Regions from separate parts of the Homo sapiens genome. Here regions 1 and 3 are each linked to region 2. Evidence: chromatin contacts called from ENCODE Hi-C or POLR2A ChIA-PET data. All regions are on one chromosome and are shown on one strand. Each heading gives the region's core, a stretch centred on a gene start or an enhancer-like site at or near the end of the contact. The rest is flanking DNA. Distances are from core to core; before and after follow the strand shown.

What was found. A loop is a pair of places that touch in the nucleus more often than their neighbours do. ChIA-PET counts read pairs that join two places held with the same protein, here RNA polymerase II (POLR2A). Pooled maps may share reads with other maps.
Region 1: a pooled map shows a loop between it and region 2 (3-fold over the local background). The contact joins the enhancer-like site here to the promoter of TXNL1 in region 2. A Hi-C loop is called at or near these places in 3 of 168 maps with a recorded cell type or tissue (CD4-positive, alpha-beta T cell, CD4-positive, alpha-beta memory T cell and naive thymus-derived CD4-positive, alpha-beta T cell) and 12 of 50 pooled maps.
Region 3: a loop to region 2 is called in a map of endothelial cell of umbilical vein, with 27 times the contacts of the local background. The contact joins the promoter of TCF4 here to the promoter of TXNL1 in region 2. A Hi-C loop is called at or near these places in 10 of 168 maps with a recorded cell type or tissue (B cell, CD8-positive, alpha-beta T cell, chondrocyte and 5 more), 6 of 37 single-sample maps with no recorded cell type and 23 of 50 pooled maps. POLR2A ChIA-PET finds 5 or more read pairs at or near these places in 4 of 52 experiments (CD4-positive, alpha-beta T cell, PC-9, activated B cell and 1 more).

The regions. Positions count from the first base shown.
Region 1 is chr18:57,647,730-57,652,529 of GRCh38, forward strand. ATP8B1 (ATPase phospholipid transporting 8B1) reads right to left here. Exons shown (of 28, transcript NM_001374385.1): 25 at 4,755-4,800; 26 at 4,305-4,443; 27 at 2,638-2,768; 28 at 1-983. The coding sequence ends at 759. All of the region lies in intron 2 of ATP8B1-AS1 (ATP8B1 antisense RNA 1), which reads left to right. Among named protein-coding and RNA genes, the nearest start is that of ATP8B1-AS1, 20 kb to the left of the region's middle. RefSeq lists an enhancer at 2,055-2,204. Within about 2 kb of position 2,207, at least 3 of the 41 ENCODE cell types and tissues checked have a DNase peak (open chromatin) inside an H3K27ac peak, as active enhancers do.
Region 2 is chr18:56,635,422-56,640,274 of GRCh38, forward strand. It overlaps TXNL1 (thioredoxin like 1), which reads right to left and starts at 3,171. Exons shown (of 8, transcript NM_004786.3): 1 at 2,922-3,171. The coding sequence starts at 3,019. RefSeq lists enhancers at 2,223-3,208, 2,990-3,049, 3,209-4,193 and a silencer at 3,200-3,409.
Region 3 is chr18:55,585,860-55,590,328 of GRCh38, forward strand. TCF4 (transcription factor 4) reads right to left here and starts at 2,333. Exons shown (of 20, transcript NM_001083962.2): 1 at 2,179-2,333; 2 at 1,186-1,277. The coding sequence starts at 1,257. It overlaps LOC105372126 (a long non-coding RNA gene), which reads left to right and starts at 4,040. Exons shown (of 3, transcript XR_935479.3): 1 at 4,040-4,116. RefSeq lists an enhancer at 3,918-4,147.

The DNA of each region.
Region 1 (4,800 bases), core at 957-3,456, 1.0 Mb after region 2:
AGGACTTTTATTATTATTAAAAAATTTTTTTTGAGCTGGTGTCTCACTCTGTTGCTCAGGTTGGAGTGCAGTGCCACGATCTCGGCTCACTGGAACCTCCACCTCCCAGGTTCAAGCGATTTCCAGCTAATTTTTGTATTTTTAGTAGAGATGGGGTTTCACCATGTTGGCCGGGCTGGTCTCCTGACCTCAAGTGATCCACCTGCCTTGGCCTCCCAAAGTGCTAGGATGACAGGCATGAGCCACCATGCCCGGCCTATTTTTAAATTTTTCTTAAGACAGAGTCTTGCTCTGTCACCCAGGCTGGAGTGCAGTGGCGCAATCTCGGCTCACTGTAACCTCCATCTCCCAGGTTCAAGCGATTCTTCTGCTTCAGCTTCTCAAATAGGTGGGATTACGGGTGCCCACCACCAAGCCCGGCTAATTTTTAATTTATGGTAGAGACAGGGTTTCACCATGTTGGCTGGGCTGGTCTCGAACTCCTGGCCTCAGGTGATCTCCCCTCCTCAGCCTCCTAAAGTGCTGGGATTACAGACCTGAGCCACCACGCCCGGCCGAATAATAGGACTTTTAAAAGTCCTATTTCTTGGCTCTGCTATTGTTTAATAGTCCAACCCAAGGAGTTTGTTATAAAGATTATTTATTGTCTTCAATATCTTTGTGATGAATGCAATTCACACACACACACAAAGTCCTGAGAGTCTTTCATAAAAAAATAGACGTGCTTTGTGGCCGCATCCCAGCCTGGGGGTAAGGGATCAGCTGTCCCCGGTGCGCCTGTACTCCGCGGTGCCATCCGCCACGATGGCATCAAGCGGCGAGCGCTTCTTGCGGATGCTGCGCCCGGAGGAGATGAGGTCCGCGTAGCCCCGCTGGTGCGAGAAGGCGTAGGCCGAGCGCCGCGTTGACACGCCCCGGCGGAACACCTGCTGCCGTCGCTGCCACTGCTCCTCCGCCTTCAACCGCTTGCGATGCTTCTGGATCTGCAAGGGGGAGAGATGGGGAGGGATGAAAATAAGATCCACACCAGGGAGGAGGCCTGGCCAGACGGTTGACAGAAATGAACACTGATGAACTCCCCTGACACCTGCCCCATTTTGATGCAGGCAGTTCTGTCCCCACTTGTGTGTGTGTGTGTGTGTGTGTGTGTGTGTGTGTATGTGTGTCTATATCTTTTTTTTTGTTTTTGAGACAGTCTCGCTCTGTCACCCAGACTTGAGTGCAATGGCACGATCTTGGCTCACTGCAACCTCTGCCTCCCAGGTTCAAGCGATCCTCCTGCCTCAGCCTCCTGAGTAACTGGGGTTACAGGCACGCACTGCCACACCCGTCTAATTTTTGTATTTTTAGTGGAGACAGAATTTCACCATGTTGGCCAGGCTGGTCCTGACCTCAAGTGATCTGCCTGCCTCGGCCTCCAAAAGTTCTGGGATTACAGGCATGAACCACAGTGCTTGGCTATATCTATCTATCTATCTATCTATCTATCTATATCGACATATATATATGATGATATAAATCTATATCCATCTCTCTATATCTATACATAGATTGATTGATCAATCGATCTACCTACCTACCTACCTGGAGATATATATTGAAGCCAAGGGAAGGTTATTTAACTTTTCCAAGGTCACACAGCTAGAAAATGCAAAGCCAAGATTCCCACTCCTCTGAAGCTAGTGCCCTTTTCTAGTTCAGACCAGATGGGTACAGTCAAAGAGAAAATTCAGTAGGGCCTCTTTCCTGGGTTGTTACTGCATACTGTTGGCACTGCAAAAGGGAGACCCGAGGGATACTGAAGGTTGCCTCAGTAGCCTCTACTCTCTCCTTCTTTCTAATGGAAATTGATTGTATTCAGATTGCCCCCCCCAACCCCTCACAGCCACATTTCTCATGGGCGGTGGGCAGGTTGATTTCCCTTGCTAAACTAGTCCAGAATGGGCAAGTGACCTAATTTTGGCACGTGAGACCTGAGGGCACTGTACTGGGGCCCTTGGGTGAGAAGTTCCACGGCCCCTAAGGAGCTACAGAATAGGCTCTTATCTCCCCCCGACACTGATAGGTCAGGAAGTGATACCCAGAACTGCTCTGGCCATCTTCCAGCATCCATATGAAGCTAATAATGAAGGTTTCTGAGAGAAGAGATGGCAAGAACCAGCCCAATCCTTTCTTGACAACATTAAATTGCTCAATCAACTGGGCCTGAAGCCTACTAATGATTAATGATGACGCACTACTGTAGAGATGTTTTGAGTCACAGCTTTCTGTTCCTTGTAGCTCAAAGGATCCTGCTACAGAAGGTGACATTTTTCTTAAATAAAGAAAAAAAACCCAATCTGATTTGTATGACAAAATGTTAATACTGTAATTGTTAAACTGAGGAGATAGATATATGGGGCTCATTCTGTTCTCCCTTTTTTGTTTATGTTTGGTAATTTTTGTATTAAAAAGCAAGCACACTAAACTCCCAATTCCAAAAGACTTATTTGTGAGATAGAGTTAAAGAGAAGCAATCATGAAAAATCATTCTTACCAAACTTCCCATGAGCTTAGAATTTTGCAGGAAACGTGCTGTTGGGAAACGCTTTGGTTTCTGTGAGGGACAGAGTTGGGAAAGGACTATATTCTTTATACCTTATCACTTTCTGATGGCCAGATGGTCATTGACAGGAATCGAATGGCAACGACGGGTAGTAAGCACACAGCAACAGCCAGGATGATAGTTAACCAAATGTATGGCTGTCTCAGAGCGTTTGAAGCTGTGCCTGTAAAGAACATGGCAAATGCATCACTGTGGTTCTTTTTTCCTAAGAACATAGTTAATATTTCGCCAGGTGTGGTGGCTCATGCCTGTAATCCTAACACTTTGAGAGGCCAAGGTGGGTGGATTGCCAGAGCTCAGGAGTTCGAGACCAGCCTGGGCAACATGGTGAAACCCCGTCTCTACTAAAATACAAAAAATCAGCCGGGCATGGTGGTGTGCACCTGTAGTCCCAGCTACTCAGGAGACAGCAGAATTGCTTGAACCCGGAAGGCGGAAGTTGCAGTGAGCCGAAATTGTGCCACCGCACTCCAGCCTGGGTGATAAAGCAAAACTCTGTCTCAAAAATAAAAAATAAAATAAAAAAAAGAACATAGTTAATATTTCATAATCTATAAATAGATCATTTATGGTAAAGTTTTACAACTGGATTGGCCTCCCCAAAATATCCATTATGGCTCAAAGAACAGACATTTTAAAATCAGACTAAGCAAAGCAAAATTGGGAAGGTAAATTATTTGAAACAAGGCAAATTTACATAAGTGAGCAAATAAGGAAAAAAAGCACATTTGTTGACATTGCATTGATTAAAAATGCAAAGTTAGGTGATCAAGACTTCTGACTTTTTTTTGAGATAGGGTCTCACTCTGTTACCCACGTTGGAGTGCAGTGGCGTGATCATGGCTCACTGCAGCCTCAACCTCCTGGGCTCAGGTGTCCTCCTACCTTAGCCTCCTGAATAGCTGGGACTACAGGTGTGCGCCACCACGCTTGGCTAATTTTTGTATTTTTTGTAGAGATGGGGTTTCACCATGTTGCCCAGGCTGGTCTCAAACTCCTGAGCTCAAGTGATCCACCCATATTGGCCTCCCAAAGTGCTGGGATTACAGGCGTGAGCTACCACATCTAGCCCCAGTATTAGGTTTTATGGGAAAGAAAGAATAGGCTTTTATCCAGCCTTTTAAGTCTTAAGTTATCTAATTCAACACACGTACAGCGCTATTGTAAAGCTATTTTAATTTGTCTTCCTCCCATCATGTTATGCCCTTTCAACCCACCATCACCATTTAATTTCCAGACAAGACATTAATTTTCACTAGCAATAATAATTTGTATATATTTGTTTTGTTGTGCTTTGTTTTTTTTGTTTTTTTTTTGAGACAGGGTCCCGCTCTGTCACCTGGGCTAGAGTACAGCAGTGCCATCACGACTCACTGTAGCCTCAACGTCCCAGGTCAAGCAATCCTCCCACTTCAGCCTCTCCAGTAGCTAGAACTACAGGCATGTGCCACCATGCCTGGCTAATTTTTTTGTATTTTTTGTAGAGATGGGGTTTAGCCATGTTGTCCAGGCTGGTCTTGAACTGCTGGGCTCAAGCAATCCACTTGCCTCGGCCTCCCAAAATGCTGGGATTACAGGTGTGAGCCACTGTGCCCAGCCATTCCACCTTGTATATTTTATTACTTAACAGAAGTTATGTCAAAATCTAAACTAATGACATTTGTCTGTACATTTATTTTTGGAATTTGGAAATACCAACCTGTAAATTGAAATGCAGATGGAAAGAGAACATGTATTCCAGCACTATGAAAGTCAAACATGATGCCAAAATAAAGTGCAATGCTTCCAAAAATTGAAAAAGCATTCACAAAAGTCCAATAAGAAGTATCCAAGCCAATCTGTTGGGAAACCAGAGAAAAACAGAGCACTCATTTTGGGGAGTTAGCAAGAAATAAAGGATCTAACAATCCTGAAAACAGAATTCAGCAAGTTAGGCATGATGTGGCTTGAATACTGGACCAGAAACTAAACCATCCTTGACTCAGGCAAGAAATAGAAAATGTGCTTGGTATAAGAGATGAAAATAGCATTTATATTTTGTAAGTGGCACAGGTGCAGTGGGAGTCAGGTGGATGTGCATGCCACCCTATATACAGAAATATAAGTAGGTACCAATAGACACTGAATACGGCCAATGAAAGCCACGTACCTGGAAATTGACTGTTATTACAAGAGCAGAGGCAATGGTGACGGCA
Region 2 (4,853 bases), core at 1,921-4,420:
ATGCAGTTATAAAGAAGAATGAAATTCTGAGACATACTAAGACATGGATGAACCTTGAAAATACTATGCTAAGTGAAGTCAAAAACAAAAGGACAAATATTGTTACGATTTCACTTATATTAGGTGCCACAAATTGACAAATTCATAGAGACAGAAAGCAGAATAGAAGTTACCAAGGAGGTAGATGGGGAGGGGCAAATTACTGCTTAATGGGTACAGTTTTGTCCCTTTGGAGAAGTAAGGATGGGGAGTTATCCTTTAATGGATATAGAATTTCTGTCTAAAGTTATAGGAAACAGTGGTGATGGTGGCACAACATTGTGACTGTATAGTCATGTCTGGGTATCTGGGGGATTAGTTTCAGGACCTCCAGCAAGACACTAAATCACAGATGCTCAAGGGCCTAATAGAAAATGACATGGTATCTGCACATAACCTACGACCATTCTCCCATATACTTTAAATCATCTCTAGATTACTTATAATGCCTAAGGTAAATGCTATGTAAATAGTTGTTATACTGTATTGTTTAGAAAATAATGACAAGAAAAAAGTGTGTACATGATCAGCACAAATGCAATTTTTTTTCTCCAAATATTTTCTATCCACATTTGGTTCAATCCATGGATACAGAGGGCTGACTGTCCTTAATGCCAATGAATTATACTCTTACAAATGGCTAAATGGTCAATTTTATGTTATATATATTTTATCATAAGCCACTAAAGATTCTTACACAGGAGAACAATCTATGTATCATTTTAGTAAAATTTAGACTGAGAGTGCATAAAGCATAGAGGTTAAAAAAAAAGAAAAAAGGTTTAAAATAGGGTTGGAAAGGAAATGAAATAGGTGCTGGAGAAACTATGCCCTCAGTCTAAACTGGGACAGCATTAACTTTGATCTAAGAGGATTCTTACAAGATTTTACTGAATACAGTTGTTTCTGAGTCTAATACTGACCCGTCATATACATAATTCTGGGGTTCTATTGACAATGAGTTTAGACAGGATGTATTAATGGCCAATAAGTTCGAGGAATATTAAAGGTAAATACAATAATCTTACCAGATTTGTAAACGTAATATAAATATGCTTTTGAACTTACTCTAAATCCAAACATTAATTTTCCCTCGGTTTTTACAAAGAAAAAAAATTTTAATTCCACTAAAATACCTTTTTAAATGTAACAGTTCCTTACCAATCAATGTCTGCAGTTATGCTTATGCTTAAGTGACACCACACTGATAGAAAAAACCTTCCTTCGCAGCAATGTTTCCCCAGTTTTCTCACTTCAATCAATATTTATTTATTATTTTATTATCTCTCCCACTGCTATGGTAAGGGAGAAAAACAATATATCATTGAGGGACAAAAATATAAAAGCTTCGACGGGCCAGAATTAGAATAAGTGAACTAAAAGTGAGGTGAGGTTCCTTATTGAAATCCTATCTTCCCTTTTCTACTGTGGCCTAGATACTTAATGTACTACAGGTATTCCCCTATTATTAAGAATACAGACATCACAAAATTGCTAAAAATGAGAAGACACATTTATAGAATTCTAACATTCCTTTTAGGTGTTTTATATATATGACATCACTTATCCTTTTAAATTTAGTAAATGCAAAATTCCGTATATCATATGGGTACTCTAGCCCACCATATGAAATGCAAGGTACTATCCTTTTTCAATTCAGTGTAAGAGAGACTGGTCCAAAAATAAGTCTTAACTTGTTTTCATATCTATCTGCATCCATTCCCTAAAACGATATAATCCTAATGCCACCATTTATATACTCAACATTTAGTGAACCATCTAGTAGAAACTTTGTTTTTTGCTCTGAAATTCAAAATGGAATTTTGTGTTTATACAGTTATTTGGACAAGAAAGTGTGTTACATAAACAGTGATACCAGCAGTAGACTGCTCCAAGTTAGATGTATAAATAACGCCAAGGGGTCAAGGAAAATAAAGCGGAAACCTCTCATACTTCTAACTAAATACTATCGACATACACAAGGAGAGATCTGTGAAACACACACACACGCTGAAATCTTGGTTCTCAACGCCGAGTTCCAACATGTCATTCTTACAAAGGAACTTTACTACACATCCACTATAAAAGGTCCACCTTTTCTACGACCTATAATTTTGTTGATATTTACCAAAGACAGTTAACATTTTTCAAGATCCCTGTCCTCTTAAGTGAAAAAACAGAGCCGGGTCAAACTAAGACATCCGGCCAACTGTCCACCTGAAATATATTATATATGTACTGTCGTGTGTGACCAGTTGCAATCGCATACATAGGGGAGCCTAAGCTACAAGTTAGTGGCCGAACGAGGAAGAAAAAAGTTCAAATAATTTAAAAAGCACCCTAACCCAACGTTAACTTAGTTCGAAATGCATTAGCAGAAATTCAGGACTCAGAGCTACGCATATTAGTTAGATCGCCCCATCTGAATCTTCAAAGGCTTTAGAGAGATGTAGGTGGTGAAGAGAAACAAAGTGTTCGGTAAATTAAGCTTTTGGAGCTCTGGAGATGCAAATGACAGCTGGCTCTGCAGAAAGAAGGGGTCAGGCTCAGGCAAGGGTGGCTGCGGAGACTCCCACAGGCTGGAAGGAATAGGGGCGGGCCACCCCCAAAACCAGTTTGTCAAAGAATTGAAAAGGAGCAGGTGAGAAATCTCCTGAGCTGGAGAAGCCGGCCAGCCAGGCCCCCGAGCCCGTCTAGGAACCCCTGTGCATAAATGGGGGTTCACACCCGAGAAACGAGGCCTAATTCCGGCAGCTCCTGGGGCTGCGGCGACTGCCGGACACTCCGGGGCAGCAGACGGCTAGGAAACCAGGGCCAACAAAGAGTGAAAGGAAAGCAAGGAAGGACAGACGGGGACCCACAGAGCTCGAGCCTGGCCTCACCCTCTCATGGTGAACTTGACCACGGCGAGTCTGGAGCCCGCGCCGCTCAGCTCTGGCTGGAAATCCGGGTCGCTCCCGACGGGCTTCACCCCCACCATCCTCACAGAGAGCCCGGCAGGGTGGCCGCGACGCCACTGGCTTTGAAACTGAAGGAGAAGACGATCTGGGAGAGGAAGGAGAGATGCTCAGGAAGGCCGAGGCCTGGACAGAAGAGGTGGCGACCGCCGAGTCTTCTCCCGGGACTCTCAGTGCCGAGTCACGCCAGGGAGCGGAGCGGCCGAGGGGGCGGGGAGGGATGGGGGAGGGGAGAGGAGGAGGATGGGAAGGCGTGCGGCACCCAGCAGCCACCGCGCGGCAGGGCCCCCGGCGTGACGTCATTTCCGCGTCGTCCGGTTTGGCCTTCAGCGCCCAATCCCAAAACGCGAAGCGTAGTCCCACCCTCGACTGAGTAGCCTCGCGCTAACTTGAGCGGCGCAGGCGCAGAGGAGACGTGTAGAGGTCACGTGCGCAGGCGCAGACTGAGACTCAAAAGTTGGCATATGCATCCGCGTTTCCCAGATCTGAGGCTTTTACGGAGGAGGTTTCTGATTTGTAACAGTAGAGAGGAAACTCGTTTTACCCCGGGGTTCTTAGCTGCTGTCCAGGGCACCCACTGGAAGTACTTTGAAGATGCTCCTGTACTGTATTCGGGGCAGGTCTACATACAAGACAAAATAACGTTTAGGAATATTTATTAACAGACTTAATTACATATGGGGCGCTTTCTGTGCAGTCATTCAGAAAGTATCGTGCACCTGTCTTTAGGTTTTGACCAAAAAGATGAAGACACTATCCCTCCTTTAGGAAGTTCACGGTCTAGTGACCGACGCAAACAATAATTTGAATAGGAAGCGGTGGAGACTAACGAGATGGAAGGGTGGGGCAGGGTAAACTTGCTAGGAATCTGACTCCTGGATTGAATCTTTAAAGAGAAGCAGGGGTTAGATGGATGGTGAGAGGTAATATTCCAGGCAAGGGGACCACCAGGTGCAAATGCATGAGTTGAGAGGGTGGATAAGAAGAATAGCTAATATTTACCACATGATGTACCAGGCAAGACATAAGTTCTTTATATGTGTACTAGTTCATTTAATCCCTGTGAAGTAGGTTCTGTGATTTCAAGTCAAGGCAGGCTAACGCCAGTGTACTCTTTTAAATATTAGGCTAGGTGGCAAATTATCTGTCTTTGGATTTAGCTGGGGAGATGAAATTGGAGGGAAGGCCAAGGTCAGATAATGACTAGCTAAGGAATTTGGATTTTGTCGGGAAGAGAATGGAAAAATCATTTCAGGGCAATTTTGCAATTACAAGTGTGGTGAAACTCCCGTCTCTACCAAAAATACAAAAAAGTAGCCGGGCGTCATGGCGCGCACATGTGGTCCCAGCTACTCGGGAGGCCGAGGTGGGAGGATTCCTTGAGCTGGGGAGGTCAAGGCTGCAGGGAGCCATGATTGCGCCACTGCACTCCAGCCTGGGCAACAGAGCCAGACCCTGTCTCAAAAAAAAAAAAAAAAGGAAAAAGAAAAAGTGTCTTCAGAAAAGCCCTCAGGTAGCATCAAGGAGGATGGAAGGCAGTGAGATCCATTTAGGAGGATACTGTGGTGATCCAGGAACTAAATTAGGAAAGCATCTGCAGTGGAAATGAAGAGGAAAGAACATGTTTGAGAAACAATTATTGGTCCAATTTAGTGAGATGACAGAGGAATTTAAAATAACTCAAAACATTTCAATCGTGTAGCTTTTTAAAAATGAGTTAAAATGCCTGTAGGACATCCAAGTGAGAGATATAGTAGATCGTGAGAGGGATGAGCCTGGAACTAAAGAAAAAGGACTAGGACGACGTTACAGATTTGAGAGTCATCAGATTGGGTGATAGTTGAAGCCCAGGACATG
Region 3 (4,469 bases), core at 1,083-3,582, 1.1 Mb before region 2:
GACTCTCTCTCTCTCTCACTCTCACTCTCTCTTTCACTCCCTCTCTCTCCAGCATTTATTTCGACCCTAATTGGTTTCCCTCTTCTTCGACGTATCTAGTGGATAATGCACACCTTCCCTGAGTCAGAGCCTGCAAAAAGCAAAGGAACGAATGGAGAAAGTGCAACAAGCAGAAAGGGGGCTGCAAAGCTGCCTGCCTAGGGCTACGTTTCCTGGCAAAACTTCCGAAAGCCATTTCTCCAAAAGAAGGTCTAGAAGAGGAGGAGGAGGAGGAGAAGGAGGAGGAGGAGGAGGAGCAGCAGCAGCAGCAGCAGCAGCAGCAGCAGCAGCAGCAGCAGCAGCAGCAGCAGCAGCAGCAGCAGCAGCAGCATGAAAGAGCCCCACTTGGAAGGCGGTTTGGATTTTATTTGTGTGTTTTGTGGATTCTTTTTATTTTGCTTTACAAATGCATCTTACACCAAACTCATCTGGCATTAAAAATGAATTCATTCTCCTGACATGTCTGGGACTTGGTTTAGGAAAAGGAAGCAAAGGGATGGAGAAGGACCAAGTACAGCCGTAAAACTCCACAAGTGTGTCAAGTTCCGCTTTGTGCTGATCCTACGACTACGAAATTTACCAAAACAGTCCAAAAGGTTCTAAAGAATGTATGCTCAGCATATCCATACTAGTTTTAAGAATCCTAGGAAAAGATGTAACTAGGAGGTAAGATGTAAGGAACAGGTCCTACCAATCCAAAGCATCATTAGCTTAAAACTTTAAAGAGACAACTGGGTCTCCTATTTTCTATTTTCCATTTCCAAAAACAATAAATAAAACGAAGAGTAGTGTGCAAAGTATTAGTAGTCTCAGTGTTCAGACATGGCCAAGTTTTAGGGGTGGTTTAGTTTTAGGGGTGTCTATTTTTGCTTTCCACTGGGGTGAGATTCCATTATTTGGGGTAATCAGTGGGTAGGGAATTGAAGGCCAGTAATAAAACTCAAAAAAAAAAAAAAGCCTGAATCTTCCATCACACCACAAAATTATAGTTAAAAACTTGTCAAAAAGACCTTCATATTTACCAAGGATTCAGCCAATTAAAAATTATTACTGTCCTTTAGATTCCTACTGGTTTCTAGCTGAAGTGTTTGGGTTTTTGTTTTGTTTTTTTCACAGCTGTTGTTAGTTTCCACCGTTCTTTCTTACCGCACTGAAATCCAGTAAATCACTCAGCTCTTTGTCCGTCCCTAAGGCAGCCATTCGCTGTTGGTGATGCATTTTAGCAAAATCACACAAACCTAGAAACATGGAAATAACCGCAATCAGAAAATCCAGTCCCAATCCTTGGAGAAAACACAATCGGATTTTTGGAGACTGGGGGGTTGGGGGTGGGGACGTGGGGGCGGGTGGGATTAAGGTGGAAAGGAGGAAGGGATGGGAGACTTGTTGTTGGGTTGGGTTTGGTTTTGTTTTTTTAAGATGGAATAGGCAGCAATAGCAAAAAAAAAAAAAAAAAAAAAAAAAAAAAAAAAAAAAGCGATATTGTATTTCCAAAGAGACGATCAAACTGGTAACATCCACTATAAAACCAAATCAGGGAAAGAAAAAAAAAAAGCCGCTCTTCAGCGCATCATTTTATGCAACAGGAGGTAGAGCGAGAAATGAATGGATCACAGAGAAAAGAGAAACTACTGAGAACGATCCGATCTCAACTTTCCCCCCACCCTGCACCCCACCCCCCTCGCACACTCACACTCGCACACGCACACACACTCGCACACACCACTCCCCTCCGCTTTTCAAAGTAGCTATCAAGAAATTAAAGATGAGCGTCTCTGGAGTGAAAACACGTCCAAAGGGGGAGGGGTGGGGTGACAGGGTTGGGGGGAGCGGAGTGGAGGGTCGGGTCCTCTAATTGTCCAGCACCCTAATTTGTGAAAGAAAGGGGTTATAAAAATTAAAGTCAGGCCCCTGGCAAAGTCCTCGGTCCCTCCGAGGGGGCATCAAGGGGAGGGGCGGGGGGGCTGGCGGCGAGGGGGAGGGAAGCGGCGGGAGGGGAAGGGGTGTCTCTTCTGGGAGCGCCGGGCGCCGGGAGCCCGCGGCGCGGGAGGCGCGGAGCCGCGTGCGGGGCCGCCGAGCCCGAACCCCGCGCCGCCGGGCGCCTCCGCCCCGCCGAGCCCCGCAGGCGCCGGTACCTACCGCCCGCGCGCGAGAAGGGGCTCTCCGTGCACCGCCGGCGCCGAGGCGGCGTTCATGTCTAACCGCCGCCGCCACCGCCGCCGCCTGCTCCTGCGCCCGCTCCCGCGCCTGCTGCCTCCCCGCCGCCGCCGCCGCCGCCGCCACTACAGATCCGCAGACACACAGCCAAGATCCCTGACTCTTAACACCAACTCTCTTCTCCGGGGAGGGGAGGGGACGGAGGGAAGGGGGGAGGGGGAAACACGCCGAGGCGCACGGAATTGCAAGTTCAGCAAAGAAATGGGTGGGGGGGCTCCGGCGGGGAGACGCGACTTGCTCCGGGTCGGGCAGGCTAGGATGCATCCCCCTCGCACCCACCCCGAGGGGAAAAAAAAAAAATCTCAACACCTCCCCCGCCTCGCCAAAAAATACAAACGAAAATTCATCGAGCACCTCATTTTTCCTCAGATCGTCAGTTACAATCTGAAGCCTGAACAGTTCAGTTTTTGCCCGTTGCATCCCTCGGAGGCACTTTGAAATTTATTCGAGTTTACATCCCCTCACTTCTTTCTTTCTCTTACTCTCGTTCCCTCTCACTCACACATCCACACACGGCAAAGCAAGTTTATACTAGGCTGCAAATACACGTGATGCAAAAAGACTTTGCCAAGAGGAACAATATTTTTCTTTTTCGTCTATAAATCAAGCCACATTTTCCTGGGGAGATTTTCGTTTCGGTAGTTTTGCGTTGGGGGCGAAATCTGAATTGCATACTTTCTTTCCCCTCCCTTTTAAGTCACAGAATAGTATAACTGCAAACTTCGAAAAAAAAAAAGGGCAATTTTTGGGGGTGGATGTTGTTTTGTTTTTGCACTTGAGTTCCTAGGCACGCTAAGTCCCTGTTCGCCAGCACTGTAAGTTTTTAATTCAACATTTACCATTATAGGCCCTGCATGCTCTTAAAACATACTTTTTCACATCACTTTTTAGGATAAAATTTAAGCTTCATAATTCTATCGTTTCGTAATAACAAGCGTGCTTTATCCGGTATATGCAACATAAGCTATTTTAACGTGTGTTTGAAAAAAAAAACACACATTCTACAAATCCTGGTATTGCTAGATGTGCGAGTACATACACAAAATGCATGCACACACTTTTTCCCATTGGCAATTATTTAATAGGTTGTCCCTTTTGTTTTAATAAAACATCGGGATCGACATTTTAAAAATTAAATTCAATTACAAACAGTTTACTCTGACGGCAAATTGAAACGTTACCTTAAATGGCCACAAATATTCTCACAATATTCCAAGGAAAGAGACTTTAAAAAGAGAGACAAAAATCTTCTGCAAGTACTTAGTATCTCACATGTGTATCCCCAAAAAGTATTTTAACTGGTACTCAGTCCTGCTCCAGGGATATCCACAGATTACAAGATTATGCACCTGGCTCTGGTTTTTGCATTTTCCACCATAAAACTGCAACAAAATTCCCTCCCCCAAAAAAGAAATCATTAAAAAAAAATCCAACAACTTTTTCTTATTGTTTATAAAAAAAAAAATGAACACAGGATAGTTATAATTTTTCCTCAAACAATTCTTGTTGGTGATTTTTTTTCTTCTCTCATAAAGTCTTAAACTTGTTCCAAGTTTAGAGGTGTCTCATCATCATCATCCTCCTCCTCATCATCATCACCATGGACTCCCCCGTGGAGTCACATTGATAATAATAGGTTTCCCTGAAAGATACATTGTAATCCATTCACATCCGGGAACTGCGGGCTTATAAAGAGAAGGAGCTGCGGCCGCGGCTGCTCCTCCAGACAATGACTGGGAAGGGGCGGGGCGGGAGCAGGCGACCATAGAGTGGTAAACAGAGCGCCTAGAGAGGCGGCCAAGATGGCGGTGCTGGTCGACCACGCCTCCTCCGGGAGCGGAGGCGGGTGGCTGTTCTCGGGTAGGCGTCGCGCGTGGGGCGGCACTGTGGGAGTTCCCGAGGCCGAGGTCGTTCGCAGGCCCCATTTCCCTGCGCTCTTATTCGTGTTGCCGCTTCTTGGCCGTCCTTGCTCTTTGACACAAAAGTGTAGTTTCGGCACAAATTTACAAATTAAACTCCACAGACTTCCGCAGGGAAGTGAGATACCCCCAGGTCTCCCTGAGGAAGGCTCGGGAAAGACTGGGCCGGCCTCACTCACAGTAAGCCTGACCCTGGGTTCTCCCACTGTGTGGAGCCAGATTTCTCAGCGAGCCTTGGGCGGCATGGGAAAAGGCCTCTGGGCCAAGTTGGTCCTAGGCTGGAAGAGGGATGTG